Regions from separate parts of the Homo sapiens genome. Here region 2 is linked to region 1. A link is an interaction called in ENCODE POLR2A ChIA-PET data of the cell type or tissue named here. Cell type or tissue: MCF 10A. All regions are shown on one strand. Each heading gives the region's core, and the rest is flanking DNA. Links, peaks and the distances in the headings are about the cores only.

The links. ChIA-PET counts read pairs that join two places held together with the same protein. Peaks named below come from ENCODE experiments on the same cell type or tissue, not always from the same donor. Only the 100,000 strongest peaks of a DNase experiment are listed, where the experiment ranks them.
Region 2: POLR2A ChIA-PET joins it to region 1 with 5 read pairs; 3 of 35 experiments call an interaction of 5 or more read pairs at or near these places.

The regions. Positions count from the first base shown.
Region 1 is chr20:7,577,818-7,594,491 of GRCh38, reverse strand. No RefSeq gene overlaps it. Among named protein-coding and RNA genes, the nearest start is that of MIR8062, 210 kb to the right of the region's middle. RefSeq lists an enhancer at 9,116-9,410. In MCF 10A, for the core only: no CTCF peak of the experiment used is centred there; a DNase peak (open chromatin) is centred at 8,941.
Region 2 is chr20:7,497,846-7,514,519 of GRCh38, reverse strand. No RefSeq gene overlaps it. Among named protein-coding and RNA genes, the nearest start is that of MIR8062, 130 kb to the right of the region's middle. In MCF 10A, for the core only: no CTCF peak of the experiment used is centred there; no DNase peak of the experiment used is centred there.

The DNA of each region.
Region 1 (16,674 bases), core at 5,915-10,914:
AACATGGCACATGTATATATATGTAACAAACCTGCACATTGTGCACATGCACCCTAAAACTTAAAGTACAATAATAATAAAATAAAAAATAAATAAATAAAAAGGAGTAAAGAATTTACAAACTAACCAAATTTGAAACTATAACTGATGTTCTTAGTCTATGTTTTTTTCTCCAATCACTTCAGCAGATGTACAAGCATGCTCAAAAAACCCAGAGAAATCTCTGTGCACTTAGCAGGGGCACACTTCAGTGTGTGATCCAGATGGATCTACAGTGGTAAGCCATTAATTGTCCAAGCGGTTTCATAATTTTCTACTGTTTTGAAATCAACTGGACCTCATATCTCTGCCTTCAGTTCCAACTTCAAAATGTTCCCTTGGTAGGAATCCTACAAATGGATCCTTTTATTTTAATTTTTTACCTTTCTGTAATAATTCAGTCAGGTTTTACTAGACCAGAAAAGCAGGAGATGAGTTTTCCATAACCTTTTACTCTTGCCAGGAAATCTCCAGGCTTGGTTACATTTCTGTCTTTTGGTGCTAATTCCACAGCTTCTGTTTTTGATTTCAGTTGGACGATTTGCTTCAGTGTCAGGTTCATGACCTCAGTGAGCTCATGGGGCTCCCTCAAATATGACCAGGACATAGATTTGTAACTTGTTTGGTACATCATTTCCAAAATACCCATGTTCAGGCTTCCATGTTCCCCCAGGTGTAAGCCACTCTGAGGTAACCTATTATCCAAATTCGCAGATTGTTTATGAATCCATTTTTTTCCCAAATGTACTTACTATTCAGTGGACCTGCTAGGAAATCCAATAGTAGAGACTGGAATAACAGTCTTTGGATTCAGAGCTCCTGAGTTTGAACTCTGACTCTACCATTTACTAGCAAAGTGATGCTGGGGAAAATATTTCATATTTTTCATAACACTTAATGATTCAACAATCTGTGTTTCTAACTCCTATCAATAAAAGTTAAAAAATCTTAGTCTAGATTTCAAAGCCATCTGAAATATGACTCTATCAGATAGTTCTTCACCAAAAGCTGGCTTTCTCCCTATGTTATAAATTCCACTCAATTATGTCACCCATTATTTCTAAAGTGCTATTTATTCCTTCTCTTTTCTGCTCATATAAATACTTAGCCTATGTTCCAATACAAACTATACTTCCTTTATGATGTCCTCCAAGACTACTGGACCTCATATTTATATCCCTTTTCTCTAAACACTTAGGTTGTTTAAAATCAGTGCTTCATTACATTATGTAGTACAGAATTTTCTACACTTTTTTTTTTAATTTTAACACATTTATCTAGGAGGGAATAAAAGCTGATGCTTAATTAAGTTGGGAAATACTGGATTAAATGTAATTAAACAAGTTGCTTAGCGTCAAGATTTTTTGCAAAATATTCTTAATATATAATTTATTTGCAAAATAGGCTAATGCATAAAATACTTCCTAAAATTATTATTAGATAGTGCATTTTAGAAAACGAAGCTAACACTATTGATCAGCAGAACACTTTTTGGAGCATGGTATTCTAGCTTAATTTATTTCTTAAATTGTAATATCACTTTTCCTAAAGTATCCATTTCTTGAGGGTCTGCATAGCTACATTATGCTTAGAAAAATGAATTACCATTGTTAGGTAGTTATTAGAGACATGTGGAAAACACTGCAGATTCTGTCAACAAAAACGAAAATCACAAAGTGAAGAAAGAAATTAAAAAGTAGAAATTAAATGTATGTCTATTTTTTTTTTTTTTTGAGAGAGAGTCTCACCCTGTCACCCAGAGTGGAGTGCAATAGCACGATCTTGGCTCACTGCAACTTCTGCATCCCAGGTCCAAGTAATTCTCCTGCTTCAGCCTCCTGACTAGCTGGGATTAGAGGCATGCGCCACCACACTCCATTAATTTTTGTATTTTTAGTAGAGACAGGGTTTCAGCATTTTGGTCATGTTGGTCTCAAACTCCTGAGCTCATGATCTGCCCGCCTTGGCCTCCCAAAGTGCTGGGATTACAGGCATGAGCCACGGCGCATGGCTGAAAGTATGTCTACTTTGTGATTTTCATTTTTCAGTTTCTTTATAATCTCCAGTGGGGTTTAAACTCCATTCCCCTCTCAGTCATTAGCATTGATACATTCCGTATTTCTCAGAAGAACAAGGGAAGGAGAACCCTTATGAGTGATATAGATTAAAGGATTTATTGCCAGGTCCATCCCACAGACCCTGGCCAAGCAATGGATGAAAGGAGTATGCAGACACAGGTATGCAGTGAAAGAGCAGCTAGGGGACTGCTGAAGAGTGAGCAGCCTCAATAAGCTGGAGCTGCTTGCTTTCATTTAGTACAGACATAATGCCGAAAGCCTGGAGCCAACACAATCTGTGGGTAATTAACATTATTGTTCTCCCTTTCTGGGGTCAAAATTTCTGGTTAACATAGGTAAACAAGCTTATTTGCACTAAATTCCACTATGCTTCCTTGTATCTACTCCTTGCCCTCTGCCTCAGGGTACGAGAACAGCTGCCTTCAGCTTATTCTCCCCCAAAGCTATACACAGCCTTCTGAACTTTCAGAAGGCCTGCTCATATCTCGGTAGCTTCTCCCACCACTATGACTGAGCTCCTACAATTTATTATAAGCATGATATCTCACACAATTATGGAATCTGGCAAAAAAGTCTAAGAAAAGCTATTGCCTATGTATTTGGTGGTGGGCACAAAGTTGCACTAGGTTAGGGCTAGTGGAAAGAAACCTGGGCATGAAGTAGGAAAGAATGAATACAAATTCGAGACAGAGAATAAGGACACCAAGCAGACATTTGTTCAAATAATAGGACAAACCAGAACCCACACGGACAAACTGGGAGCACATGTCTACCAGTGCCTTCAACCTTGTCAGTGCAGTAGCTGGCACCATTTGTCTCCCAGTTGAGTTCCTGACTCAGAACTCAAGAGACCTCAATAGGAGAGACTCAGCATGGGCTGGAGAAGCTATTGACTCATACTAGCAAGGTGAATATCCATTGTCCTACAAAGACCTTTCAAATCTGTGTAAATTTTTCTTATGGCCAACCCCAATTTGTAACCATCTAGGCCACAACATTCTGGAAAATAAAGTTTCTTATTTAGCTAGATTGACACAGTGAAAAACACGACATGATAGAGTCATAAGGATGAGAAAAGATATTATAGTCAATTATCTTTCTCTTCCTAGCCTGCAGAGGAGAAAACAGAAACTCAAGGAGGTTGTATTTTGTTCAAAAATTATAGTTAACTAGGGTTGGAGTGGAAAGATGAGTTGATAGTTCTGATTCCCAGTCTATTACTCTCTCCTGCTGTTTATTTAGGAATTGAAATGGTCTAGAATAGGTTTTGTAAATTAATATACTCCTACAGCTTCTGAGGACTTCACTTAGTGGGACATAATTTTATATGACCAGATGTATCTATATCTTTTCCTGTGGCCATTGCCTTCATTTCTCTTTTCAGCAAACACACGAATATTACAAATGAGTAGTCCAGGGTCTGTTTTATTACTCATAAGGTAAGCATTTCTACCATACCTAAATTTCTAGTCTAGGGTTTCTCAGTCTGGGAACTCTTGACATTTGGATTTGGATAATGATTTGTCATGTATGTGGATGGGGGACAGGGACTGTCCTGCGTACCATAGGATTTAGCAATACCATTGGCCTCCACCCACTAATACTAGGAGTTCCCCTTCAGTTATGATAATAAAAAATGTCTGTAGACACTGATAAATACTCCTTTGGGGTGAGGAAACAGGAACAAATTTTCCCTTGTCGTGAATTACTAGTGTAGCAATTATTTTATTTAGAAAAGCCAAACCAATCTTTTCAAGCACTATCTGTACATTGAAACAATATTTTTTTCAAGCTGTAAAAAAGATTCCATTCTCTGAATCCTATGCTAGACCCTTTCCAACTACTTCCATTGTGAAGCTATTTTTGTTCCTGCTGAGAATTCAACCTATTCTGCAGTAAGAGTGTACAAAGCAAGCAGTGATATCCTCTATGAAATTATTCTGTGCATTTCTTATATAAAATTATTTATTTAGATAATATCCTGGAAAATTTAATGATAAAGTTGAGAAGTAGGATCAGATGTCATACAAAATAAAGACCTGCTTAGGACATTACCTCTTTCTTATTTTACAAGGTGTACTGAGGCCTCTTTCAGAGCCCGCATACCTTCACATGCATTAAGCCACAGCTGTGGCACATCAAATTGCATGTACTCTAGGGAGATCTTGATACAAGATCAACTAATACTAGTAATAGGGCCCAAGATATTTTATCTTTCTAGCTGCAGTTTTCTATCTTTTCAGTAACGTATACAATAATAAAGAGATGTCATTAAAAATAAACTTGTTTGTTTCAGTCAAAATAAGGCCCTGAATGCAATGTTTACCTTTATCCTCCAAAAACACAAGAACTAAAAAAGAGTTGATGAAGATGTAAAATTTCTTTGGTAGCTTTTTAAAACCTTCCCCTTTGCAGACTCCACTGGCATTTTTATTTTTTAATATGATCATCATATATTTAATATCTGCCAATGACTCCCCACTAACCCTTCAAGTTGGGGAAGGGTTTCCATGCCATGAGCTAGAAGACACTACTTGGTTTGGACTACTTATATCTTGACCTTATTTTCCATCACTCTGTCTTTTGAGAACTATATTTTGGCTAAACAGATCTTTCTGTTCCTCAAGATCTAACAACCTTATTACCTCTGTTTCTGCTCTTCCTTCTGCCTGGAAAGATATCTTTTCTTCTTTTCAAAGTTAGTTCCCCCTAATACTCAAGTCTGCTGAAAATTAAAATTTCCAGGATCCCCCTGATAAATTCTGATTAATTGGTCTGAGGTAAGGCCCCCAAAATTGCATTTTAATAAGAACCTGTGGCAATGTTGAGGTGGACAGTGCACTCTACACATTGAAGAGTCCTAATTTCAAATTCTTAAATAGTGCAGTTGCAGTTCTTATAAGCAGTTGAGACTTCCCCACTTCCATAGAAATGAGTTCTGGAGAAGACATTGTCCTGAGGTCTTAGCTGTAGCTAGAAAGAAGTAGCAAACCCACAGCAAAATTCCACCTAGTCAGCATTTTAAATTTTGTGACAGCAGCTTCTTCGATGAAAAATGCCTGACATTTTGTGTTGACCAAACTCTCATCTCTTCCTACCAAAACTAAGTTGTGATTCCCTAAAGCTTTTTTGTAAAACTATATTTGATGCATCTTTGGATTTAAGGAAAGTAGGTCTTTTTACCCTTATAAAATTTTGGCCTATTCATTTTCTATTGGTTCAACTTCTACCTTTTGCTTGATAGTGTGATTAAATGTCTCCTCTCAATGAAACCTACTATATGCCTCCCAGGACAAGTTTAAAACTTCTTTATTTGTTTGCCTATAATAATTTATTTAAAACTCTATTCAGCTTTCACTCCAGTGGTGAGGACTTCCATGTATACTCTAACTGAGCCCTCCTGTCTTTCTTTATCCACTTGCCTTGATTTATATGTCATAAAAGCTGAGAGCACTATGTGACATTATATTTGTATTTTATCCATTTATTTACAGTCTTTTCTCCCACTCCCATTATAATATAAACTCCAAGAAGAGGGGAAACTTTGTTGTTGCTTATTGCTGTGTGCCTAGAACATAGTAGGAGCTCAATACATATTAATAATAAAAAAATCTTTTCTTTAGCACTTTATTTTAAAATTTTTCTGTCCCTATATCTCATTTCTTCTGAAGAATTTTAGATTCCATTAACACTATCAAAATCTAGAATAGTGCTTGGCATATAAAATTATAGAATACATCCTTACTGAAAAATTCAATGTTTCTTTTTTTAAAAATTGTTATATTGCAATTAACAGATTATTTCATGTGAATGAAGTTGGTTGAGATGGGGCAGAGGTCTCAAGGGACACTTTTACAAAAGTCTGTCTTCTAAGATGTAACCAATGTGATATCCCGGGGTGTAGCTGGAAGATTCATTTTTCCTTTCCATGTATTTGAACACAAAATAGATTACTATTAATAATTACTGACAACATAGTGGTCGAAATGAGGCCATAAAACATTAACTTCAATTACAAAGGGCTTTTGTGTTAAACAAAACAAAAGAATTCTGAAAAGAGCATCAAGGGGAAATATGTCACCGTGTGGCTGCTCTGCTTTATAGTTGAAGCTTTACCTGAGGTAGTGGTTCTCAAGCTTTTCCAGATGATGGACTGGAAAGGAGAGCTCTTTCCCCTCACCTATTCTTAAGCTCACCATGTTAAGTTCTCTGAGGTATGGGACCCATGACCACTTCAATCTAGCCTTCACTTCAAACCAAGAGAGATTACTAATATAGAGAACCCTGAGATTGGCCCTGGTTTTTCATTCCGACTGGTATGGATGATGGTAAAGGAATGTAAGGTAATGAAGGTAATGTAAGCTTAGGGAGAAATCAGAAATTTGTAAATGCATGACATTTGTAATTGCATGAAATTTGGAGGTAATAGAATCATTTTAATCATTTTTTATTGATAGGAGCTACAGAAATTAACAAGCAGTGGCTCACGCCTGTAATCCCAACACTTTGGGAGGCTGAGGTGGATGGATTGCTTGAGCCCAGGAGTTGGAAAGCTGTCTGGGCAACATAGCAAAACCTGGTCTCTACAAAAAATGCAATAAAAAATTAGCTGGGCATGGTAACATGCACCTGTAGTCCCAGCTACTCGGGAGGCTGAGGTGGGAGGATCATCTGAGCCTGGGGAAGTCAAGGCTGCAGTGACCTATGATCATGCCATTGCACTCCAGCCTGGGCATCATAGTGAGACCCTGTATCAAAATTTTTTAAAAAATTAAAAGAAAAGAAAAGAAAAAAAGAAATTAACAAGACACTTCCTACTCACCATCTCCCTGGTTGAAATCCTAGCATAGATCTCCTACTGCTAGAACAAGGCCGGCTATTGGTCCTTCTGAGTGTACCTCTCTTTGCAGATATAGTTAGCCTGACCTCACACTGCCATGCTCATATCAATGCTTACTCCTTCTACTTTTTTCCCAGTTCAGACTCTGGAACCAAAGTCTATAAATGTATATTTCAAACTTGCATTTCCATTTACTCATTGTAAGTGAGACTATAAACCTTATTTACTTAACTGATGCCAACATTGGTTCCTGTCTTTTAAATTGAAGTTTGTTCTAAGAATCAAATAAAAGAAATATAAATGAGTAAGTCTGGCACATATTTGGCCTTCTTTTTTTCCATCTATATTATGATCTCCATTATTATGAAAATCTCTATTATCAATTGATTGTTTAATCTTTTTTCTTTTTAGACACTTACATTGTCATATATGCAAGTGAGGGTGAAAAAGTGTGCCTATAACTCCAAACCTACTTCATTTCCTATAAGCTTACATATCACACACATATACATCTATGTAGAGACACACATATATATGCACATATATGTATATATACATATGTGTGTCCATAGGTATCTTTTGTTTTATATATATAATTTATTATATACCTATATAAAATTCAAGAGAGTCCTATTGTTAACACTCATTATTTCACATACTGTCCCACCTGATGCAATGGCACTTGCAACAGTGGATTAGTTTGGCAAAATAAAAGCTAATTCAAGTGTATTTTCCTAGTTCCCCTATAGTCTTACTAAGTAAATTTCTCAATTGGTAAGTTAAGATTGTCAAAGCTGTGAAAAGAAACTTGAGATTTATTGTTGCCCATTTTGGTAAATGTGAAGTAATTTTTTACTGCTACTGTCATCAAAATCATGGAAGGTTTTGGAGTGTGTCTGGGATGGAAACTATTCTTACCGTGGGGAAGAAGTACACAGTGTACTTTATGTAAAGTCTATTGCTTCAATTCTCATGCTCTGTCTTCTGCCAGAAAATGAGGTAGTTTGCCATTGAGAGGCTTGAGGAGTGCCTAAATGTGACAAATGATCTGATTTTCAATAAACGTAAACAAAATATGACAATGTCTAATCTAAGCTTTTAGGAGAAGCTTCAGATGAATATACTAGAAAAAATAACCCTAACAATGGTGAAAATTCAAGGGTATTTCAACTACATTCTAAGATTTTTCTTACTCTCTTTGCATTTCAATTCTCTAATGACATCATGGGTAATTTGTATCACATGTACACCAAGAACTATATGAATGTCGGCAATGCCCTCTGGCCAGTATTCAATGGTAAACAATGATGTAATATATATCATAATTTCAGTGTTATTGTCTCATGGAATGAAACACCTGTTTAGTAAAAAAAAGCGAAATAACTGGGCTATTGAATGTTTTGTTTGCTTGTTTTTTCTGAAACAGCTTGGCAGCTTAAGGAAGCGTGCAAATGAAGAAATCACAGAACTTCTTAAGTATTCACCCATATAATTTATATATGAAAAGAGTAATTCTTGAATAACTTTTAAATAACAGCCACAGACTGCAGCAAGACTTCTAGCTGGGTATAGTACCTCCACAATACCAATACATCAGCAAATAATCTTTTGCATACACTTCCTAATTTACATGATCCTTGTTTAATTCCTCTTGCCTGTTAGATTTCTAACTCCAGAGATTTCAACAAGGAAAGTTTGTAGCTAAAAATAGCTCAATAAATTACAGATTTCTGTAGTTGGAAATAGAAAAAAAATGGTTCAGATGTACTTAAATCAATGGGAGGATCAGCAGCAAGCATTTTGCAACACTTCACAAATAAAACAGAAAAATTGGTACTCTTTGTGGCAAATTATTAGTGATGGTCTTGCTCATGAACTTTACTCTTTTGCTAAATTGGGACTCTATGTGGGCGTGCGGGTGACTCGATGTTGCCCAATATTTTACTTGGCTGTTCAGTTCTCTAGTGCCCTGGTTGCAAGAAGATTCTTCCCTGTGACGGAAACAGAGTGCTGCAGATCAATGAAAGCTCCCTTTCTGGTATACTGTAGCTACCACTCCTCTGTTATGTTAAGGATGAATGGAACCTGACACACTGTTTCTCAATCTCAGGAGAGTCATATTGCCACACAGTTGAAAGGTGCAAGGAACGGCTGTGTAGAAGAAAAGAATGGAGTAGCTGTTTAGTCAAATAGCAACTCTTAGGTGACTATTCCTGTTGGGCTCCTAAAAGCTGTTTCTCTCTGGTCTTGTTATTGAATGTGAATGTGGGTCACGGAAGCAATGCCATCTCCCATTCACACAGCTCAAAGCCAAAGTCCAGTTCCTTGTTTGTCTTCCATGTAAACAGGACAAATTGCTTTCTCTGCATGGTGTAATTTCATTGAAACTTTATATTCTGTTAGGTAAAGGACTCTTATTTTTCCTTCCTATTCATTCAGCAAGCACTTCATGTCATTTCAGGCACCATCTGGTAACAAGTAGTATGAGGGGAAATGAACTATGCAATAAATATGGCTTACATTTATTGAGAGCTTCTTATGAGCCAGGCATTTCTGAGCTCTTCACATGTATTAACTCATTTAATATACCCATGAGATAGGTATATTATTATGCTTATTTTACAAATGAGAAAAGTTAGGCAGAGAGGGATTAGCCAGTGGTGGAGCTGAGAGTTGAACCCTGACTCTAACCATAGATGCTACTTTGTTAATTATAGAATGGCAGTTTGCTTTCATTCTAGGGGTTAAGGGTCTATATTCTTACAGCAGCAGGAAACTAATGATTAAAATCTTGTATTTATTGATCTGGCTCTTGCTTATAAGACTACACACTTTGTAACAATTTAATAATCTGTACATTTATGATATGTGCACTTGTAAATATGGCTTCAATGCATAATTTAAAATTGAAAAATAATAATCATGGATGCAAAGCTGTGGCAATGTAGAGCAGCCTGTGTGCGTGAATGCTGGAGGCAAATCTTTAACATGATGGCTGTAAGACCTGTAATCAAGAATGTCTGTGTGCATGGTCCTAATCAGTGTTATCACTGTGAAACCAGACATGCTCGAAAATCTATCCATTAGTATATATGTTTTACTATCAAACCCTTAGTGTCATTCTTTCTAGGAAGAAGCAAAAGAAACTTACATTAACTATTATAGATTAAGAGACTAAATCAAATCATATGATTCAAGTTTAAAAATTTGGTATGAACTTTCACTTAAATCTATACCTCTCTCCAATACTTCTTTGCGCTCTTAAAGTGCCTGTGCTTAGAAGTAGTAAGGCACTTAAGATTTGGCTTTAACCCACAAAACTAGGAGGTAAAATTTCCACAGGGATCAATGATAAGTGTAAGCCTTTTACTCCCAAGAAGAATCTAGTATCAGCATAATCTTTAAAGAAATTATTCTTAGCCTTGGTTTTCCAGAATCTGGTAGAGTAGTGGCCCAGTTCTACTCTCAACCTTGCTATTCTTGGACCAATACTTAACACATTTTCTACCATGAACTTAATAGTAATAACTAATTCTGACAATGATCAACATTTGTTGAAAGTATACTATATACTTGGGCTTAACTAGGTACTTATATCTATTATCTCATTTAATATTTGTGTAAACTCTTGAGGTGAGTATTCATGATAATTAATTTTGTGTGTCAACTTGACTGGGCCATTGTGTGCCCAGATATTTGGTCAAACATTTTTCTCAGTGTGTCTCTGTAGGTGTTTTTGGATAAGACTAACATTTTAATCAGTAGACTGAGTAATGTGATTGGCCTCCTAATGTAAATGGCCTGTATCCACACAGCTGAAGGCTGGAATAGAGCAAAAATCTGACCTGATCATAAATAAGTAGGCATTCCTCTTGCCTGACTGATTGAGCTGGGACAATAGTTTTGTTGTTGTTGTTTGTTTGTTTGTTTTCCTGTCTTCTGACTCAAATTGTAACATCAACTACTCCTGGGTTTCAAGCCTGCAGGCTTTTGAGCTGGAACTTATACCATCAGATCTCCTGGGTTTGAAGCCTGTAGATTGAGACTGAAACTGACACCATTGGTTCTCCTGGTTCTCAGGTCTGTGGATGTGGGCTGAAATGATACTATTGGCTTTCCCAGGTCAACAGCTTGCTGACTGCAGTTCTTGAGACTTCTCAGGCTTCACAATCATGTGAGCCAATTCCTAAATATGTATGTATATATATATTTAGGAATATATATATATGAAGATATATATATATATATATATATAAATCTAATGTATGTGTATGTGTGAGTTTGTGTGTGTACATAATTGCCTATTATTTTATTTCCCTGGAAAAGCCTCATCCAGATTTTGGTACCTAGAATGGTTTTACAGGAACAGAATTTTAGGCATGAGTTTTATGAATTGGTTCTGGAATTCCTGGAAATGGCTCTCTTATCTGATTAGGTTTAAAGGCACTAATAACACTATTTCTAGGAGTTAAGAGAACACAGATAGTCCATGGCCCTGAAATGGCAAAAGGGATAAACAAAATATCACCATTGGTTACTCCTTACCAACCATTTATAAGGATCAAGGACTTGGGGAATTGTGTCTATGATGCTTTTGAACGTTCTTGGCAAACTAATGAATAGTAGGTTGACATGATTCTCCTAATAATGTTGCTGGAAAAAGTGGGAAAAATAAAGAATTAGCTTAGGAATTTGAGTTTCCAGCTTAAATGCTACATAAATGATCTGACAGCTTTTATATCTGCCCCAATGGAGACCTTGGTCTCCTACAGCTGTAGGGTTGAGATGCTGAAAACTAAAATCAGGCCTTCATCTTGAATTACAGTGCAAATAGACCCAGATTTGTAGGATGTGCACTGTTGAAGTGAGGGCACTGATTGGGAAAGAATGACATGGATAGGGAAGGAAAGTTGAAATGGGGCTATGTGGGAAGATCCTCATGAAATTGGGAACATTGAGCCCCTAAATTTTTCTTGCCAGCGGAAGAGACCTCTTCCTCCCCATTGGGAATGTGGCTTCTGCACTCTCATCTAAGGGGATTAACTATGATTGTCTGAGAAAACAACAATGACATCCCCTGAAAAAGTTGCCATAAAAGTAAGTCCTCGCTGTCCTGCTAAGAACCCACACTTTTAGCCTAAGAATGCATTTTGGAAAAAAAATACAATAATTAATATAAAAAGAAAAGGTAAAGAACCCACTGTCTTTGTTTCTGTATCTATACCAGACTTAAGGTCTGGTAGGTCTCTAAAGGCAGGTACAATGTGTTACACACAAAGAGGTATACTACACTCAAAATATCCACTTGGTTTTCTAAATATGTAGAAAGAAATCTGGGGAACATGGGTAGGAATAGATACTAAAGGTATGGGATAATAGTAGAAGAAACAAAGTTGCATCAGACAAAATTTATGGATGTGGGTCTACAACAGGCGGCTGACAGTAATGTCAGACCTGCCTGGGTTTACTGTGGAGGAGGGGATTCAAAGGCCTAGGGAGATTAGAATGTCGCAGTGAGTTTGTCATTTAAAACCAACTCGCTCACACTGGGAGGATACAGAAGACATACCTTTCACCAATACTGTGAGAAATAAATTTGTAATGGAAAACCTAACATGATTTAAGTGCTCTGTGACTGTTCTTCTCTATAGGCCAGACTCTGCAATGGGAACTGCTGTCAGTAAATTGGAAAACCTAAATACAATGTGAGTAATTGGATCCTGGGGTGCCAGGGGTCAAGTGGTGGCACTCAGCGGCCCAAGTCAAGGTAGAAGTAGTTACTGTGAAGGACAGCAGAGATGAAGCAGCAATCAGAATAGTCTGACTTGCGCAGACCTCTGGTGTTGGCTAATTTACCATGGATGGTCCTTGAAGTGAAATAAGTAGAAAGCATACTAAATTCTTATTTGATCTGTATAAGCAGAAAATTTCTAGGTTAAGTTACCAAAAGTCTAACCTGAATCACGAAAACAGAAAGACATGGCCCCCCGCCTCGATCGATTTCCAGACTTGAGCCAGTTTAAAGACCCAGAATCTTTTGAATAAAGAGGAATCTAGGTCCACTTATGGAAAGATCTCTGTACACTGCCAAAATTTATACTGTTATTCTTTCTCCCAGCCCTCCTCAAAGTAACCTATGGTCTTTAATAGAGTAATTATATACTGGGAAAAAGGAAATAACCAGATCTTTCAATGACTACAAGATACTGGTTGAACTAACACTAATCCCAAGAGATCTCAAAATTAACTATGGTTCATCAGTCAAGGTACAGACTTATGAGGATCAGATGATCAGTGGAGTTTTAGCTTAAATCTATTTCACAGTGAGCTCAGTGCATCTCTGAACCTATTCTGTGATTATTTCCTCAGTTATGGAATGCATTATTGCAGTTGATCTACTCAGTAGTTGTCTTAACCCCCACTTTGGTTCCATTACCTATGGAATGAGGGCCATTAGGATGAGAAAGTCTGATTGGAATGCAGTAGGATGGCCTCTACTTAGGAAAATAGTAAACCAATAGCAATACTGCATGCCTGGAAGAATGGTAGAGATTAGTGCCACCATCAAGATCAGAAAGATGCAGGGGTGTTTATTCCCACCACCTTTCCATTCGACTTGTCTGTGCAGAAGACAGATGGATCTGGGAGAATGATAATGAATTATCATTCTCATGTTTGACCAGATGATGACTACAATTGAAGCTGCTGTACCAAATGTAGTTTCATTACTTGAATAAAATAATACATCCCCTGGTACCTGACATGTAGCTATTGATCTTACAAGTTCCTTTTTCTCCATTTCTGTCAACAAGGACTATCAGAGGCAGTTTACTGTCAGCTGTCAAGGCTAGAAATACACCTTCACTGTCCTATCTCAGGTGTATATTAACTCTCTAGCCCTAGGTTATAATTTAGTTTGCAAGGATCTTGATCACCTTCTCCTTCCAAAAGATACCACACTGGTCCATTACACTGATGACATTATGCTGATTGGACCTAGTGAGCAAAAAGTAGCAACTATTCTAGGCTTACTGGTAAGATATTTGCATGTCAGAGGGTGGGAAATAAATCCCACAGAAGTTCAGGATTGAACATAATGAAATTTCTAAGGGTCCAGTGATATGTGGAATCTCAAGATATCCCTTTTAAGGTGAAGGATACATTGTTGCATCAGGATCGTATTACAAAAAAAAAGAAAAAGGCATAACGCCTAGTGAGCTTCTTTGGATTGTGGGAGCAACACATTCCTTATTTGGGTGTTTTATTCTGGTACATTTACTGAATGGCCCGAGATATTGCTAGTTTCTTTTGTGGGGCCCAACTGTTATGCAAACTGTTATAGGTCCCAGCTGCTTTGCAAACTGCTCTGCCTCTTGGGCCATATTATTCAGCAGATCCAATTGTTCTTGAAATGTCGCTGGCAGATAGGAATGCTATTTGGAGCTTTGGCAGGACCTGATAGGTGAGTCACAGCTCAGGTGCTTAGTCTGTGTCTATTGCCTCATGGGAATTTCCTACAATCAATCGACAGAGGAGGAGAAAACTCAGGTCTGGTTTATATATGCTTCTTCACTGTATGCAGAAAACACCTGAAAGTAGACAGTTGCAGCACTACAGCCACTTTCTAGGACATTCCTGAATGACACAGGTGAAGAGAACTTCTCCAAGGGGTTAGAACCACAGAATTGCATCTGATTGTTCACTTTTCTGGAAGGAGAAATGGTCTGATATGAGATTACATACCGAGTCATGGTCTGTGACCTATGGTTGGCTGGATGATCAGGAAATTGAAAAAAACATGATTGATAAATTAATAACAAAAAATTGGGGGAAGAACTTTCTGTATAAACACATCTAAATGGGAAAAATCATGGAGGCATTTGTACCCCATATGAATGCTTCAAAAGAAGACATCATCAGATGATGATTTTAATAATTTAATTGACAGAATGATCCATTGTATGGATACCAGACAATTTCTTTCTCCAGACCCTTTCATGACCCAGTGAGCTCATAAAAATGTGGTTATGGTGTGAGAAATGGAGGTGATGCATGAGGTCAGCAAAATCAACTTCCACTTACCAAGGCTGACCTGGCTACAGCCACCACTGGGTATTCAATTTGCCAGTAGCAAAGAACAACATTGAGTCTTCAATATGGCACTATTCCCCAGGGAATTAGCCTGCTACCTGGTGGCAAGTTGATTACATTAGAATGCTCCCATCATGGAAGGGGCAGTGTTTTGCGTTTATTTGGATAGACATTTACTCTGGATACAAATTTCTCTTCCCTACATGCAATACTTCTGCCAAAACTACCGTCTATGAATTTTCAGACTGTCTTTTTCACTGATACATTGTCTTATTCCACACAGCATTGCTTCTAATCAATACACCCACTTCACTGCAAATGAAGTGTGGCAATGGGCCCATACTCATGGAATTCACTGGTTTTACCATGTTCCCCACCATCATGAAGCAGCTGGATTGGTAAATCTGTAGAATGATCTTTTGAAGACTCAGTTACAGTACTAGGTACATGACAATGCCTTGCTGGGCTGGGGCAAGTTCTCCAGAAGGCTATATATCTGGTCTCAATCAGCATCCAATATATGGTGTGGTTTCTCCCATAGCCAGTGTTCATGAGTCCAGGGTTGCAAGTGGGAATGGCATCACTCACTATGACCCTTAATGACCCACTTGCAAAATTTTTGCTTTCTGTTTTCATGACTTTATGATCTGCTAGCCTAAATATTTTAGTTCCAAAGGGAGGAGACATTTCCACCAGGAGACAAAACAGTGACTCTATTGAAGTGGAAGTTAAGACTCCTGTCCAGGGACTTTGGTTTCCTGCTGCCTCTAAATCAACAGGCAAAGAAGGGAGTTACTCTGCTGGCTGAGACGATTGATCCTGACTACCAAGGAGAAACTGACTACACAATGGAGGCATGGAAGAATATTTCTGGAATACAGTAGATTCTTCTGGATGCCTCTTAGTATTACCATGCCCTATGATTAAGGTCAATGGGAAACTATAGCATTGAAATCAAGGCAGGATTATTAATGTCTCAGGCCCTTGAGGACACCCTTCATCTGGAGTTTGGGTAACTCCACCAGATAAAGAACTAGATAAAGGATTTTCTGAAGGCAAAGGAAATACAGAGTGGCTAGTAGAGGAAGGCTGTTATAAATAACAGCTGTGACTGTGTGACCAGTTACAGAAAGGAGGGCTGTAGTTGTTGAACATATCCCTCTTACCTTGTTGTCAATATGTTGCATGTATTTATATGCATGTATGTCTATAAATATATATATATCTTTTCTCTCTTATTCTCTTACCATGTAACGTAAGATGTATTCACTTTTATATCATAGTATTTAAATAGCATTTGAATATTAAATACATAGTATTTAAAAAATATTTTGCATTATCGTAATGCAAATATAAGTTATGGGATATCGAAGAGAAAAGTAAATACTCAAGCACTTTATCTCCTCTTCTGAAAAAGAGGCTGGTGTGTTTTTAGTTGTATGGAGAATTGTATCAGGTGGAATTATAACCTTGTTATTGTCTTTATTTGGATATTAGGTAGGTTTAAGGAGATGAATATAGGTACCCATTTGAGAAGGAATGGACTTATGTTTTTTCCAGCTTTATTGAGGTATAATCAACAAATAGAAACTGTCTATATTAAAGGTGTACAATGTGACATTTTGA
Region 2 (16,674 bases), core at 7,548-12,547, 82 kb after region 1:
CAAAAGAATTGTCTGCACTCTTTTTCTCCCCTCTCTGGCCACTCTCTCACTCACCGTTTCATTTTCACATTTTGTATTTATTGTTTACTCTTTCAGAAGACATTTAACTGGCCCTGCGTTAAGTGCTGGATTTGTCAAGTGTAAGAAACAGCTTCCAAGCAGATAATCATGACATAATGTTACCAAGCTGCAATAGAACTCAGTATAGAAATCTAGAAAAGAAAAATGGAAACAATGCTAAGACAGAGAGCACTCAAATTTAAGAAGGGCACAGAAAGATGAGGAGAATTTTTCCGAGGAATGAAGAAGAGGATGGCAAAAATCACATGTGCAAAGGTGCAGAATCATAAGAACAAGCCACAAAACCGGACACAACATGGAGGAGGCAGAAGATGAAATCGGTAGAATAGCTTAGGAATAAACCATAAAGGATCTTTTGAAAGGGCAAAGGTATATGGGCTTTCTTTCACGAAAATTGTGGAATAGCAAAGGCATAGAAATTGATCTGTTTTCAGGGTGATGATTCTGATGGTTTTCTGGAGTCAAGCAGGAGTTAGCACACTTCGAAAGCCTTACTGGCATGCAGCCACACCCGTGCACTTACAGATTATTATGCCTGCTCTCTCATTGCAAGAACAGACTTGAGTTCTTACAGCACAGAACTTATAGCCTGCAAAGCCAAAACTGTTCACTCTTTGGCTCTTTACAGAAACAAAGCTTGTGGACCCCAGCATCAGAGTTAGGAGAGGTTTATTTGCTGAGATACCTACCAGAAAACTTCTGCAATATCTGTGGACATGGGGAATTGAGTGGATGACCCATGGCTCTAGTAGAAGGATCCAGGGGAGGTGACAGATTCAGGAGATATTCCCATGATGAAATTTAAAATATATGTTGACTAATTGGATATTGGAGGATGAAGAAGGGGGCCAAGTGTGATTTCCAGATTTTCAACTTGGACAATGAATCTGGTAGTTGATCATGATGATAATCGTAGAAAGAGGAAGAAATTAGTGGAAGGAAAGGGGAGAATAAATAACAAGTATAATTTTGGACACGTTGAAAGTGAAGTGTTGAGGAAATACCCCAGAGCTAATCAGTGGTTGGCAGTTGGATAAATGAGTCAAAAGAGATATAGATTTGGGTTCCCTTGGGTTTCCTTTGCTACATAAGTGCTCCCTGCCTCACCAACACTATCATTCTTCTACAATATTCTATACAAATCTTTATTATAGCATTGCTATATTATGTTGCAATTATCTGCTTGGAAGCAGTTTCTCACATTTGGTTATGAACTATTTGCACATAGCACTTAATGCAGAGCCTGTCAAACAAATAGAATACAGAAAGAAGATTCTACCATCTCCCACTTATGATCTCATATGTGTTCTCATCCATGTCCTCAGCTTTAATTACAATGTCAATGATTCACAAATATATAGCTCCAGCCAGACTCCATCTCTGTATGACATCTGTCCTTTTTCAATGTCCTCGACATTTTGCATACCTCCTCCTCTTCCCATTATAATTATTCTGTGTTTTGTCAATCCTGCCTTTCCCAGGTAGAATTCCCAGCCTGCATGTTCCATGTCCCCATGCTGTTGATGTATAAATGTGTGTGACTGGCTCCCACCAAGCCTATCTTTTATCATGGCATGTGAAGGTCTGTGAGGATATTGCAAGGTTGCGCAGTTTTTGTGCTAACTAAGGTGGTGGATATCTTTGCTTCTCAGAAACAACTGTAGCAGAGGTTCTGGTTTCACCTTCTGGCTGGGTGACTATAAACACTCAGTGGTAAGCACCATGGAGTTTTTCTGAAATTTCCCTGGACCGGGTCCCTATTAATTGTGTGGCATTCAAGCTTGGCTTCTTGACTTCCAAAAATTTTGGCAAGTAATTAAAGCTCATGTACCCTTTCTCTTGAGCCAGAATATCTATAACTGATTTTTCATTTATATCACCTCAAATTTAATCTCTAATCTTGTTTATGCCACAGATGACCTCACTCATTGTGATCCATCTATATTCAACTTCTTCGGGTCCCTCAAACTCCTTCCCAGCCCACCACAGGGCCTTTGTGCCTGCTTTTTCCTATGGTCTGGGATACTTTTCCCAACTACCTATTCCCAAACCCAATGCATCATTTAGCTTCTGCTATTTTTGTATACCTCATCTTAGCTATTACTTGTTCTGAAATTTATCTGATCCTCCTGGTTGCATCAAACTTCCCTATGAAGATCTTTTATGTACGGCTACTTATCTTAATTGTAATTTTCATTTAGGTGTATGGCTATTGCATTAATACCTCTCAGTATTTTACACTGTAAGCTCTGTGGGAGCATGCTTACTAATTTATCCCCGGAATTTAGAATAATACCTGGCACATAGAGTTGCTTCATAAATATTGGTTGTTTTGATAAGTGGTAAAGATTTTTAAAGAGTTCAAACAATTGTCATTGCTTTAAGTTTCTGTTATTTTAATCTTAGGAGGACATTTAAGAACTCTTTATTCTTGTTTTACAAATAAGTTTATGTGTGTATATACACATGATGATATACATCTTACATCTCTGGTCAAGATTATCAGGGTAAATAATTTGAAATCACAGAGAGTCAAAAAATGTTTATAAATAGATATGTTCTTCCTTTAAGGTTATGCATAAGAAAGATACAACTATATATTTTTAAAATTTTATTTTAAAAAATATAAATTATATATATTTATGAAGCACAATGTGAGGTTTTTATATATTTATTACATTATGGAATTAATAAATCAAACTAATGTAACTGTCACCTAATGTACTTGTTTTTTTGAGGGTAAGAGAGTAAGATGTATCTATATCTTGAGGTGGTATGCAGGACAAATTAAGAAGAGGTAATAGTGGTGACCTACTATGGGCTGGAGGAGGGAGAGTACATAAATTAAAAAAAGAGAACATGATTGACATCTAAGCCACTGGAGAATAAACCGACTAGTAGTTTCTCTTTAACATACATGAAAAGCATTATTTATAAGATATATTTTGAAGGAAACTCTCATGTTGGTTGATTCAATTTCTAAAACAAAGGCTAGTTTAATACAAATAACCACCATCTAGTTTGTCTGCTTGGGGATCTCTGAAGACTAAGGACATCTACATTTGTGTGGTTACAAGAGTTCCAAACTCATACCCTTTAAAATTTTTTTTTAAAGATCCAATGTTGTCCTATCACATATAGTCCCATCTCTTGCACTACATTACATTACAAAAATATCCTGAACACATTAAGTCACGTATATATTTTGAGTTTTGGGCTCTACTCGTATCTTGATCTGAAAGTCTATGCAGATAGAAGAGACATTGTTTACTCTGAGAGTAGCACTGGGAGGTCTGGTTTATCCTTTCACTTTCCTCCTTAAGTGTAATGAAAACTTCCCAGATGAGTGACAAATACTCATATAACCAGACATAAATTTAGAAACAAGTGGGGGAAAAATGACTTTAAACCCACTTCGAACTGTCCCAAGACATTAAGGGGTGTGCAGTGCATTCACTGGAATTAGTAAAATTTGAACCGGGAATATTTACTTACACTCAAGAAATATGGTGGTGAACCCCTTGATCAAAAGAGATGACCTTGAACACTGTTCCCTAAAGAAAAAAAAATTTATTATAAATTATACTTACTTAATATTTATTATCACTAGTAATGTCATCAGAGCCAGACTTAATTCCAGCAAAAAGGTCCGGAGTTAGGGAAGTTTTGCATTCTTTTGTCTATTACAGGGGGACATAAAACAGAGTGAAGCTTATACAACGGCTTACATACATCATTTTATTAAAGAAGGGCCAATTTGGACATATTAGGGATTTGTCATTTGTCTTGGACTATTTACCAAATGCCTTGGAGTTGGAAAACACTAAACCTAGTTTGATTGTGTGTTTTTTCCTTAATTTTTAAGCCCGAGTGATTCCTAGGAAAATTTCATCCATATGTTTCAGAATCGTTTACACTTAGCTCATCAAAATGTTTTGTAACAACTATTTGATGTTCAAGATGTCTTTTAAAGACACTTTTCTTAGAAACAGGAAATTGTTCTTTGTTTTGATATTGTGTGTGTGTGCTTCTTTTCGAAGGATAAACAACCTAGGAACCCAGAAAGAATAAAACAGACTTTAAAATTTTTACCAATTCGGGTTAAGCCGATCCTGTACCCAAAGAAAAGCACATTCTAACGGTTAGAATTTTATCATAGTTTATTGACTTAGAGTACTGGTATCCAGGATTCAAATCAGCTAATTAACATCAAACAGATATTCAATGATTGTTCTAGAAAACTATAAAAGCAAAGCTGTTGTTGAAAGACATAGAAAACACAGTATAATCATAGACAGAATACAAATATTGTTAATCATGATTTCCTAATAAAGGCACCAATCTTTATTGGTTTTGTAGAAGAGTTCTAATAAATACTAAATAATAAAATGGGCAAGATATATTCAAGAAATCTCCAGAAGGATAAATACACAATGCTAATAAGTATATAAAAAGTTATACAACTACACTAATATTCAGCAATACATTTTGCATATTGCTGGCAATTGTCTGGGGAAATAGGAAATGTCATATGTGGTGTTACTATAAACTGGTAAAGTTTTTATCAAAGGGAATTTGATATTATTAATTTTTTAAAAAAGAAAGTGGCAGTCCCCCATTCTGGTTGTCCAACCTAGAGCAATTGTCGTAAGCATAAGAAACATTCCCAAAAATATACATTACAACATTAACAGTGAAATAAAGTGTTTCGTAATAACAGTTGTCATAAAGGCAGGGGAAACAAAATTATTTAAGAGATCGAACCAGTAGAGGTCTCAAACATGAGAAAGAGATTTCTGGAAGAACTTTGTCAGGGAAAGGCTATCCCAAGGGCTTTTTATCATATTGTTTTTAGAGAAAAATATTCTCTCCATAAAAAAAGCTTACACTAAATTGAAACATTGGGGGAAGGAATGCTGCTACCAGGAGGTCCTGGTAGGGCCGCTTGACACCATGATTCTAAGAAGTCCCTTGCTTTTTTTTTTTCAACGTTTATTTTAGATTCAGAGGGTACATGTACAGGTTTGTTATAAGGGTGTATTAGGTGATGCTGAGGATTGGGGAGTGATTGAACCCAACACTTAGAGATGTAGTTTGGATGTCATCACCTGTAAATCTCATACTGAATTTTAATCCTCATTGTTAGAAATGGGGCACAATTGGAGGTGTATGAGACATGGGGTAGATCCCTCATGGCTTAGTTCTAGTTCTCGTCCTTATGATAGTGAGTGAGTTCTCATGAGATCTGATTGTAAAATGTGTGTGATACTTTCACTCCCCAACCCTGCTCCATCTCCTGCCATGTGACATGTCTGCTCCGGCTTTGCCTTCTGCTGTGAGTAAAAGCTCCATGAGGCCTCCACAGAAGCTGAACAAATGCTAGCACCATGCTTGTACAGCCTGCAGAACCAAAAGGCAATTAAACCTCTTTTCTTTATAAATTGTCCAGCCTCAGGTACTTCTTTATGGCAATGCAAGAATGGCCTAATACACACAGTTTTGGGTACTGTGCAGATAGTCAGCATAGTACCCAATAGGTAGTTTTTCAATGTTTACTCTCCTCCCTGCCTCCCCTATCTTAGTCTCTCGTGCCTATTGTTCCCATCTTTGTGTCCATGAGTACCCAATATTTAGCTCCGACTTATAAGTGAGAACATGCAGAATTTGCTTTTTTGTTACAGAATTTTCAAAATTTTTTTTTTAGAATTTTGTTTCTGTGTTGTTTATGATGATGGCCTCCGGCTGTATCCATGTTGCTGCAAAGGACATGATTTCAGTCTTTTTATTGCTGCATAATATTCCATGGTGTAAATATACCACATTTTCTTTACCTAATCCGCCATTGATGGACATCTAGGTTGATTCCATGTCTTTACTATTGTGAATAGTGCTGCAATAAACATGGGAGTGCAGGTGTCTTTTTGGTAGAACAAATTACTTTCCTTTGGTTCACCTGCATTCAAACAGGGGTCCTAACAAGTTAGTGCTGGTGTTTGTTGTCTTCTAGAGAGTGGCTCACACACCAGAAAAGCATCTCTTTTTTCCTCTCAAACCATGGAGACTTCTCCCAGTGCAGGAATAATAAAAATCACTGTATTTTCCCATTGAATCTTCAGAGAGTGGAACCACCTCTTAACAGTACTTGGAGAGTTGGAAGCTTGCACTTCCTATATCAGCCATTTGCTGATGTACTGACATACTGAAAGTGCTTTGGGACAAGGATCACTGAAGCTTCACTAACATCTTCCTACCACCAAGATTTAAAATTTGATCAAGAATCAATCCATTTATAGATCTTCTCCTGGGATCAGATACCTGGCTGATGACTAAGAAAAAACATTTTACCCTCCACCTCCAATATATCACCTGGTGGTTTAAACCTTACCCACTACATTTGATAAACATCAGGCATCCCGGGGATGCTGAAAAAAGCTCATTTTCTTTCTTTTTTCTTTTTTTTTGAGACAGAGTATCGCTCTGTTGCCCAGGCTGGAGTGCAGTGGTGCGATCTTGGCTCCCTGCAACATCCGCCTCCTGGGTTCAAGCGATTCTCCTGCTTCAGCCTCCCGAGTAGCTGGGACTACAGTTGTGTGCCACCATGCCCAGCTAATTTTTTGTATTTAGTACAGACGGGGTTTCACCATGTTAGCCAGGATGGTCTCGATCTCCTGACCTCGTGATCCACCCACCTTGGTCTTCCAAAGTGCTGGGATTACAGGCGTGAGCCACTGTGCCTGGCCCAAAAAGATCATTTTCTTTAAAAATAAAATAGCTCTTTGATTTTTGTGAAGGAAGGCTACCAATCTGCCAGCATGGAATAATTAATTCTAAGTCTATAGCAATGGGTGTAAGTATTTGGGAGACTTTTATAAATAAAATAATTCGCCTTTTTAGAAGGTGTGCTTTTGTTAACTGCAGTTCAGCCACAGTGGCTTTGAACAAACCAAGATGGACCTTACTTAATGCTGGAGCCATTATAGAGTGGCCTTTAAGAGTAGCAAGGCGGCTGGGTGAGGTGGCTCACGCCTGTAATCCTAGCACTTCAGGAGGCTGAGGTGGGAGGATCACAAGGTCAAGAGATGGAGACGATCCTAGCCTACATGGTGAAACCCTGTCTCTACTAAAATACAAAAAAATTAGCCAGGCATGGTGGTGTGCACCTTTAGTCTCAGTTACTCAGGAAGCTGAGGCAGGGGAATCGCTTGAACCAGGGAGGCAGAGATTTCAGTGAGCAGAGATTGTGCCACTGCACTCCAGCCTGGCAACAGAGCGAGACTCAGTATCAAAAAAAAAAAAAAAAAAAAAAGAAAAGAAAGAAAGAGTAGCAAGGCTATAACCAGGCTGCAGGTGTCTCAGAGTCAGCTCCACTACTCTCATGCTGTACTAAGTTACTGGGCTAAGCTTCAGTTTTCTTATTTGTAACAAAGAGGCCATGTTCACTGCAGAGCCATGTTAAAAATCACAGTAGTAAATATACAGTGTTTAGATAGTGCTTGGCATAGTGAGAAGGTTGCAAGGGCTATTCCCATCATCAGCAATGTTTTGCACTGAGATTGTTGCATCTTACTCTCCATGGCATCATTCATGTCCTGCTCAAATGTCATCTCCTCACAGAACCACTCTGATCCCCTTTTCCAAATAACCCCACAAATTGTGTAAACTTCCTATTCCTTGGCCCAGTTTCAGGGCAATTATTATTATTAGAATTTAAGTTTTATGTTTATTTGTTTATTATATCTTCCACTCTCTCCAAAATAAACCCTTGAAGATAGGATCTACTGTTTACTACAGATTCTAATGTGGGTTGTCGTGGAATCATGGTATTGAATTTTAGCTCTTTTCCATCTGCTTTTCTTTCAACCTGTGTGGTCCATCCGCTCAGGGCTTAATACCAAGACTAACTATAAAATACGGGGAAGAGGCCGGGTGTGCCTGTAATCCTAGCACTTTGGGAGGCTGAGGCAGGTGGATCATGAGGTCATGAGTTCGAGACCAGCCAGGCCAACATGGTGAAACCTTGTCTCTACTAAAAATACAAAAATTAGCCAGGTGTGGTGGCACATGCCTGTAATCCCAGCTACTCAGGAGGCTGAGGCAGGAGAATTGCATGAACCCGGAAGGCAGAGGTTGCAGTGAGCCGAGATCACACCACTACACTCCAGCTGGGGTAACAGAGTCAGACTCCATCTCAAATAAAAAAAAAATATATATGGGGAAGGGGGCTGTGGTTTCCGACGTACCTTCAAATAAAGAACAGTGATGTGAAGAACCAAACACTTGACCAATGGGACCTCCCAGCCCATTCTAAGAAATGGCATGGGAAAATCAATCTAAGGAATAATGTGCTGGGAAGTCTGGACATGCCACTGCGTGTGCGAGAGCCCAGAGGTCATGTGGGCACTTGGAAATGCTGACCTGCACAATTAGCATCACAAGCATTTTTGTGGTCATTAAATACACATGACATATTGAAGAGGACACATTGAAGAAAATTACTGTAATGAATGATGAGCTTGGAGTTTAAACAGCAGATCATCCCTGGATCATCTGTCTCCAGGGAATGAAGCTGGTGAGCTGAGGCCCTGTGGTGTTTAAATAGCAGATCATCTCTGGATCATCTGTTTCCAGGGAATGAAGCTGGTGAGCTGAGGCCTTGTGTTTAAATAGCAGACCATCCCTGGATCTTCTATTTCCAGGGAATGAAACTGGTGAGCTGAGGCCCTGTGGTGGAACACAGACACTACACTCTGAACCCCGGAAGCAGGATTCTTTCTTTTGAGAACTGTTATTCAAAGCTACTTGAAAGTTAATCTCTAAAACCAAAAACCACAAAACTACTCTTTCCATGGAGCAACTCAGGTGAGAACTTAAAAACAAATATTTTAGGCACAGACATTTCCTTAAAGTTCATGTATTTCCTTAAGTCTATTCTATTCTACTTTGTCTTCCTAATCCATCATTTGTGTTTGTTTGTTTCCGTAGATTTAATTAAACAAACAACATATGGCTAAAAATTAATTTTGGCATGTCTCAACGTGGACACCTGGAATCAGCTAGCTGACTCATTACTAAAAGAAAAGATAACAGTTTCGAAAAGCTAAAAATAATAATTGAAAGACCCACCTATCTCAAAGTGAATGTTAAGAAAATACATTTTTTAAGAAAGGAAGTGATGAATATACCTATAGCTAATATTATGGGTGAACCTGACAAATAGAATACTGAGTAAAAGAAAATATAAAAAGTACATCCTTTAGAGTTTTATTTCTATAAAGTTCAGAAACAGGTTAAAAGTAATTATGGCATTAGAAGTTAGGCTCCTCTTGGTGGCAGCAATTACTAGAAATGAGCGTAAGTTAGGCTTCTAAAGTCCTCAAAACATCCTCTACTTTCTTTTTAAGGCAGTTGCTGAATAGCAGAAATATCTGTTCTTTTGAGGATCTATTAAGCTGTACACTTACAATTTGTCATTTTGTTTAGGGTTATTAAAGTTTATAGGAGGCCATTGTTTTGGACCAGCCTCCTGCACTGGGCTCCAGCAGACCAGACCCAACCAGAATGAAGTCGTTTGTGCTAATGCCATGTAATCAAACTTAACTTTGAAATGAGCCAGTTTTCAAAAAACCAGGAGATTCCAGTCAACCCTGGTCAGCATAATAAGGACGTTTCCTCTGTTTTAATCCTACAAGGAAAGTAACTTTGAAACCAACAATCTGCTTTTTGTTCTGTTTCTACTTGCTTCAGCCCTTTTTTCTCTATAAGGTCAACCTTCTCTGCTGAGCTCATTGGAACACCCGTTCTATTTTATAGAATGTGATATTGACAAATTCTAGAATTTCAAATAAAGGCCAATTATATTTTAAACTAAATTGTTGTAATGTTGTCTTTTAATAGGTTTCTCCTGAAATGTTCAAAAACTTATGGTATCCAGCTTGCCCTTAAGAGAAGTCTTTATTCTTCCAACCGCATTGAACTCATCTTGGTGTTTATTGAAAATACAGATTCCTGGGTCTAATTTATTGAATCAGATTCTCTGGGGTGGAGTCTATCAACCCCAATAATTAAGCATTTCCTTGGGCAATTCGGGGACATACTCAAGGTTGAGAATTCAGTAGTGCCTATTTGGTCAAACTGTTCCACAACACATGTTTGGTTACCTTCAGCAAATACTTAAAGCATGGCCCGTGTAATAGCTTCCTGGGCCACACGGTTCCTCATCTTGCCTGAATTCCTCCCCCTGCACCTTTTGAGAACTGCTACCTATGATGTTAGCAGTTGTCAGACACTACACTCTCATTCACTGCACCAGCCCCTTCACCCAGTGAGTCTGAGATGTTGACAAACCATCATTTACAAATATTTTTAAAATCATTTATAAGGTAACTGCCTCCCTCACTAATAAAAGTGGCAAATTAAATGAAAATTTGATCCCCATAATATCTTGCCTTGTTCTTTTAAGTAGACACTCAAAGGGGGATGGAGGGTAAACCACTGGCTTTAATGAGACAGTTGGGTGAAAAAGAAAAAAAAATAAGTAGGAAATGGTACCCAGGGCTTCTGGTATTTTTATCTTAGCAGCAAGGGGAAGTTTTGATAAGAAGAGGCCCTGTCTTTGTTCTACCAGGATCCAAGCATTGCATCACCATCTCCAGAAGCTGCTGCCTTGTGTGTGCCAGATGATAATTTGGGCATAGGCACAAATCAATACCAGGAATGGGTGTGCTGGGAGCGTGCACTGTAAGTACTGTGAGTATAAATAGAGCTGGAAGAACAACCTTTTTGTGAACTACTGTGTGGTAATCCTCGGGAAGCCAGGAAGCTGGTATGGCTTCAATGGGCCTTTTATAACGTTACATGCTACCCCCCAACTGCCCTCCTACACACACATGGACTGCTTGCTAAAGTTACCATTTTTAATGCAAATCATCATAATGGCTTGATAATTATTTCAATTGGCATTTGTGAAGCCATTCAGTAAAAGAACAGCCAGGGCAAAACCCTCACTAATCTTCCCATCTTTCATATCCTCTGGGTTTGAGGTGGAATAACACAAGAAAGCCCCAAAGCCAGAGGGTTTTTGAAGTTTCTTCTTAATGGACCTAACTCTCCCTGCCTGTTACTCTATGAAGTGTATTCGGCCCAAGTTAAACAAAATAGCAAGAGCATAATATTTGTGGTGGCTTGAAAGGAGAGGAGGCAATGACAAGCGTCCCCTTCCTCCTCAGCTTAGCTTTCAGATTGGTTGGAAAGCACTTTAACACATTGTTGTTATTATTGCGGAAAATAATAATAAACATTTATTGAATGCTGTCATATGGTGAGTAACTGTTCTAAAAATGTTTTGTCCGAGAGGAGCTTATTAAAAAATAACTATTTAGGTTTTTTACTTTTCCATAGAGGATGACTTTTTAACTCTTTCACTGGCCCTTAGGGGTGCACAGTGTATTCATATGCTGCAAAATGTAAAGTACTGGTCTCCTACAAGGCCTGTCCCTGACTCTTCCTCTTACCTGCAGTCTGTCATGATTAGAGTCTGGCAGCAACTCATAAATGAGAAATTTAAGACATTGCCGCTTTGTGGAGGGGAAACAAAGCTGGAAAGAATGACTAACTAAAATTTCTGTTTGAAATTGCTTTTCTCCCAAATCAGGCAAAGAGAACTAATACATGTCAACATTACTACAAAATATTTTTACAAAGGAAAAGCTGGCTGAAGGTTGTCTTTTTTGTTTTTTGTTTTTTGAGACAGAGTCTCACTCTGTCGTCCAAGCTGGAGTACAATGGCACAATCTTGGCTCACTGCAACCTCCACCTCCCAGGCTCAAGGGATTCTCCTGCCTCAGCCTCCCCAGTAGCTGGGATTCCAGGCGTGTGTGACCATGCCTGGCTAATTTTTTGTTATTTTTAGTGGACGGGGTTTTACCATGTTGCCGAGGGTGGTTTCGAAATCGTGAGCTCAGGAGTTCGCCCACCTTGGCCTCCCAAAGTGCTAGGATTACAATACACGAAGCTTGCTTGCTAGACTGATGGAACTATGTGTTGTGATTAGTTCTATGTTCACTCCTTAAACCTACTAGTGAGCCCTATTTGGAAAGCTGGCTTCTAACCCTTTACGTGAGAACAAATCACTAGCCAGCCAGTTCAGTGGGTGGAAGATCAATCAGCTAATTTGGAAACAATAAGTTTAAGTAGTAGTTTTTTGTCTTCACTTAATAGAAGATAGGATGCTTGCTATTATTATTAAAAACCTATATTAATATATGTTTTAGTCTCTGAACGGCTCAATAGATTGAGGTGTTTTCCAAACTCACTCCACACCAGTCTTCTCTTTCCACTAAAGTGACTTGGTTCAGCAGAAGTGTTTGATTTTTACGGCAGTAATCTAGATTTGAATAGATCCTTCCTGAACCTAAGGTTCATAAACCTCCAAAGGGTCTGTGAATAGAATTCAAGGGTTCTATGCACTTGAATGGAAAAAAAATCTTTATTTTTACCATACTCTAAATGAAATTTAGCATTTCCTTCAATTGTTAATATAGGCAGCAAACCACACTTTAAAAGGACTCCTGATATTGTCATCTCATAGAATGGTGGTTGTAAATATCTCAGAATATCATTAAGTACATCCAGACTTTGAAATTATGATAATTATTATAATACTTTAAAATATTTATATTTAACATAGTAATGAATCAGCATATAACATATAAAATATATTTGAATATATCATGTTTTAATATCTTGATGACTATATTTCAGTGTAATTGCTTGTTTGTAATCCTATGTACTTTATTTTATGCATTTAGAAACATGATTTTGAGATAGATCCATGGGCTTTACCTGACAACATGGGTCCATGGCACCACAAATGTTTAAGAACTCTTGGTAGTCTCTAATGTGGCTACTGATACAGAAACTAAATTTATTTCATGGGGCAGCCATACAACTCTGGCTGTACAGTAAAGTCAAAACAAAAAGACCCCAGGCAATGGAGAATCCTAACAAATAACCACAATGGTCAGGAGAAATCTGCATGGACCAATTTAAGTAGTGGTTCTTTTGCTTCCTCAACTTGCATTGTGCAACTTCAGGACTGGCCTGAATGTCAAGATGACAGGAACACCCAGATACAATGAAAAGACGGAGCCAGATGATTCTGGAAAGCAAATAACAGCCAAATGTATATTGTCACTTTGATGCTTAATTGGGCAACATTTATTTCGGAACAGAAAACAATATTTGGTAATACTGTTTACATGGTAAAACTGGCCTACTTCTGACATAAATTCATCTGCCTTTGGATCATTCATTAATTTCAAATGAACTCCATGCCCAGATGACTTTAGTGGTATATTGGAAGAACCAAGTCTTAGTAAAAAATAAAAATTGTAAAAAAGCAACAACAGTTTGGGCAACTATGCCTTTTCCTAAGTAGGTCATCTAGATTGTTGGCCAGCACTGCAATAATTTACTTTGGTCTTAATGGAACCTTAAATAATTCTGTACTGGAACCGTTTGTGGGTTCTCTGAGAGTATGATTTTGTCCATAACATAAGCCCATAATTATAATACATCATATGTCACAATAGTCTGAATTATTGTTGACAACATCAAATGTCAGGAGGGATCTGGCAGAAAATAGAATTGAATGTGAGTGGAGTAAGACTGTTAGTATAGAAGGATTAAAGCTATACTAAGATATATAGCTTGTTAGCAGTTAGTTCTAGATGAGAACAGGTGCCTCATCTAAAGAGCACAGCGTTACCTGCACCCTCCATGGGGTTGCTATGTTAGGAGTGCAAACCTGCTGTTGCTAAATCTGCCAGCAAATCTGGAAAAGCTAAAAATGAGATGAGGTTTTAGTGTGAAGCCACCTAGTGTTTAGAGGAATTGACTAGTGCAATTATTTTCAAACATTCTTTGAGATGAGCAAGGGTTTCTAAAGATTGAATCTTACTCCTGGGTCATGAACTCTTCTGTGCAGATACTACTCACTCATACAGTGAACCATCAATGAAAATGAGAAATGGGATTTGTTTTCAACACCTCCTACTAATCTGTAGAGGTAGAGGGAAAGCATCCTCACTGCTTACGGATGGTTCACTGAAAATGAGCTGATAAAAGGTGGATTAATAGGAGAAAAATGTTTACAAAATTTATTAATATGCATGAGGAAAAAATCACATGAATGTGATTACCCAATAACTCAATGAGGTCCAGATGCTTATAAATCCTACTTAATAAGGGAAGAGGAGATGGAGGGTGAAATGATTTTAAGGGTAGACTCATGAGCCTAAAAAAAATGGGCTGGAACGAAGTTCTTCAGTGCTCTGGGAGAGGTGATGGGAAGATGAAGGGCAGAACTTCATTGTGAACAAAAGTTGTCTTATTATACAGATAATGCCTCACAGCTAATCTCTGGAACTGTCCTCAGAAGAATAGATGAAAACTCTTGTCTGGGTTTCAGATACCATGAAACTGAGTCAAAGGTTGAATTCATCTTTATAATCCCTGGATTTTTGCTAGAGGATCTCTCTCTCTCTCTCTCTCTCTCTCTCTCTCCCACCCAATCCCCCTTCTTAAATGAAATCTCTTGTCTTATTATATCCTCATGGAAATATAATTGGGCTGTATTAAACAGAGATAGGAGAAAAGAGAGAATGCAGGCATTATAGAATTTTTACTTGCCCTCATCTTATCTTTGTCAAGTTAATTTACTCAGAACTCATTATTTTAAAAGCTAGCATGCCCCATTATTGTGAATAAATAGAGACTTATTTTTCCATAAGACTACATATAATAACTAAAATAAAACATGTTATGTGTATTTATTATCAACAAGGTCTTAACTCCAGCTGTCTTTCCATCATGATCATGTCAGCCTTCCATCTGCCTTTCCCAAGTCATACAACCATACTCTTCCTCAATTCCTTACCCCTCCTCATTCAACAGTTTTCTTTCTTTCATCTGTTTTTCTTGACTCATATCCTTATTTTCATCAGAATCATACACCTGCTCAAATTCAGAAGGCTCTTCTCTTTCACAACCAGCTGTGTTCTCTGACTAATATATGAAAAAATCCTTGCCTAGGAAATGGTTCATACCTGACTCAATTTCATTTTTAATTATATTTTCAGGTTGCCTTTCATGGAGATATATTTCTTTCCAATACAGATGTGTCCAAGTGGTTTATCTATATATGAAAGTGATTGACATGTAGGCTGGGTAATCTCTCTTTGTCCTTCTGGATTCACCCCTACCTTGTGTACCCTACTCTGCCACAGGAGGCTGACCAGAATGGACAGCATAAACCAGGCTCCTTTGCCCTGTATCCTCAGTTGTATTGGAGCAATGGAAGCCACAGGTAAGAAACTCTCAATTGTTGGGGAGAGAGAACACAGGTTGATGGTGGTCATTTCCTTATCAAGGGCCTCAAGTGTGTGCCTTCATGTCTAAGGTTCTGGAGGCTTCCCTGCTATTTCAACCTGTTGGGTGTTTCATCTTCCCTGTGATTTCCCTTATCCACATTTTTATACCTTTGAACTGTTCATTTATTAAATCCCATTTACTTTGCCCTATTTGAGTTTCTGTCAGGACCCTGGTGACACAGTGAGGAAACACTCTCAGTGCATGGTAGATGTATCCTGTAAATAAGAGATCTAGATCTAGACTTAAGCCCTAATTCCATTTTTTTCTTGTTAAGCAAGATTTTTTGTTATAAAGTGGGGATACAAATCCTGATCTCAAAGAATCATGAGAATTAGAGAGAGAAAACGATAATGGTGGTGGTGAGTACATTGTTTACTCTATAAAACTCTATGTTTGTTACTTTTCTTCAACCAGAATCTTAGTGCTTCACAATTCTATGGATAGTATTTACTCCAAAACCTGAGCCTAAAAGTGCTTAAATAATTTTTCTACTATAGCAAAATACACATTTTCTTTATTCTATAGTATGCTCTATACAAATGTTTGTAATATTAAATAATAAAATGCCTAACTAACCATCAATCAGTGGGTAAAAAAGCATCTCCCCACCCTTAGTCAACAATTAGTGATGCTGTTTCTTTACAGGAGTGGTTATTGGGAAAATTGAGAGTAGAGTGGAAATGTTTTTATCTCAACTATTACTCAAGAATTACTGCAGCTATAAGTCAGGATAAGTAGGTGATGTTTAACTCTTCAAATTCTATTTATTACTCACACCAAGAATGCAACAACTCAATCAGTATTTGCCTTCCAGTGCTGCCTTCTTAGCGCATAGTTCCTATGTGAATCACAGCCTCATGGAGGAAACATGTGAAGAAATTACACCTCATCCTGTATATTTTGACCTGGAAATGAGACATGGCACTTCTGTTCACAGGCTATTGGTAAAACTAGTGACATGACCCCACAGAAAATCCAGAGGGCTATGAAATGTGAAGAAGCTCATGGATTTTTTTGAAAAATTGAGCAGTTAATATTACCGCCATACCCAATGTTATTTTAATATTTCCCACTTAATTTCACCGGATATCATAAGACAGATAACTGTGTCTGTGTGAATCACGACATTCTATATTAAAACCAAATGTTATGTAACAACTTCAG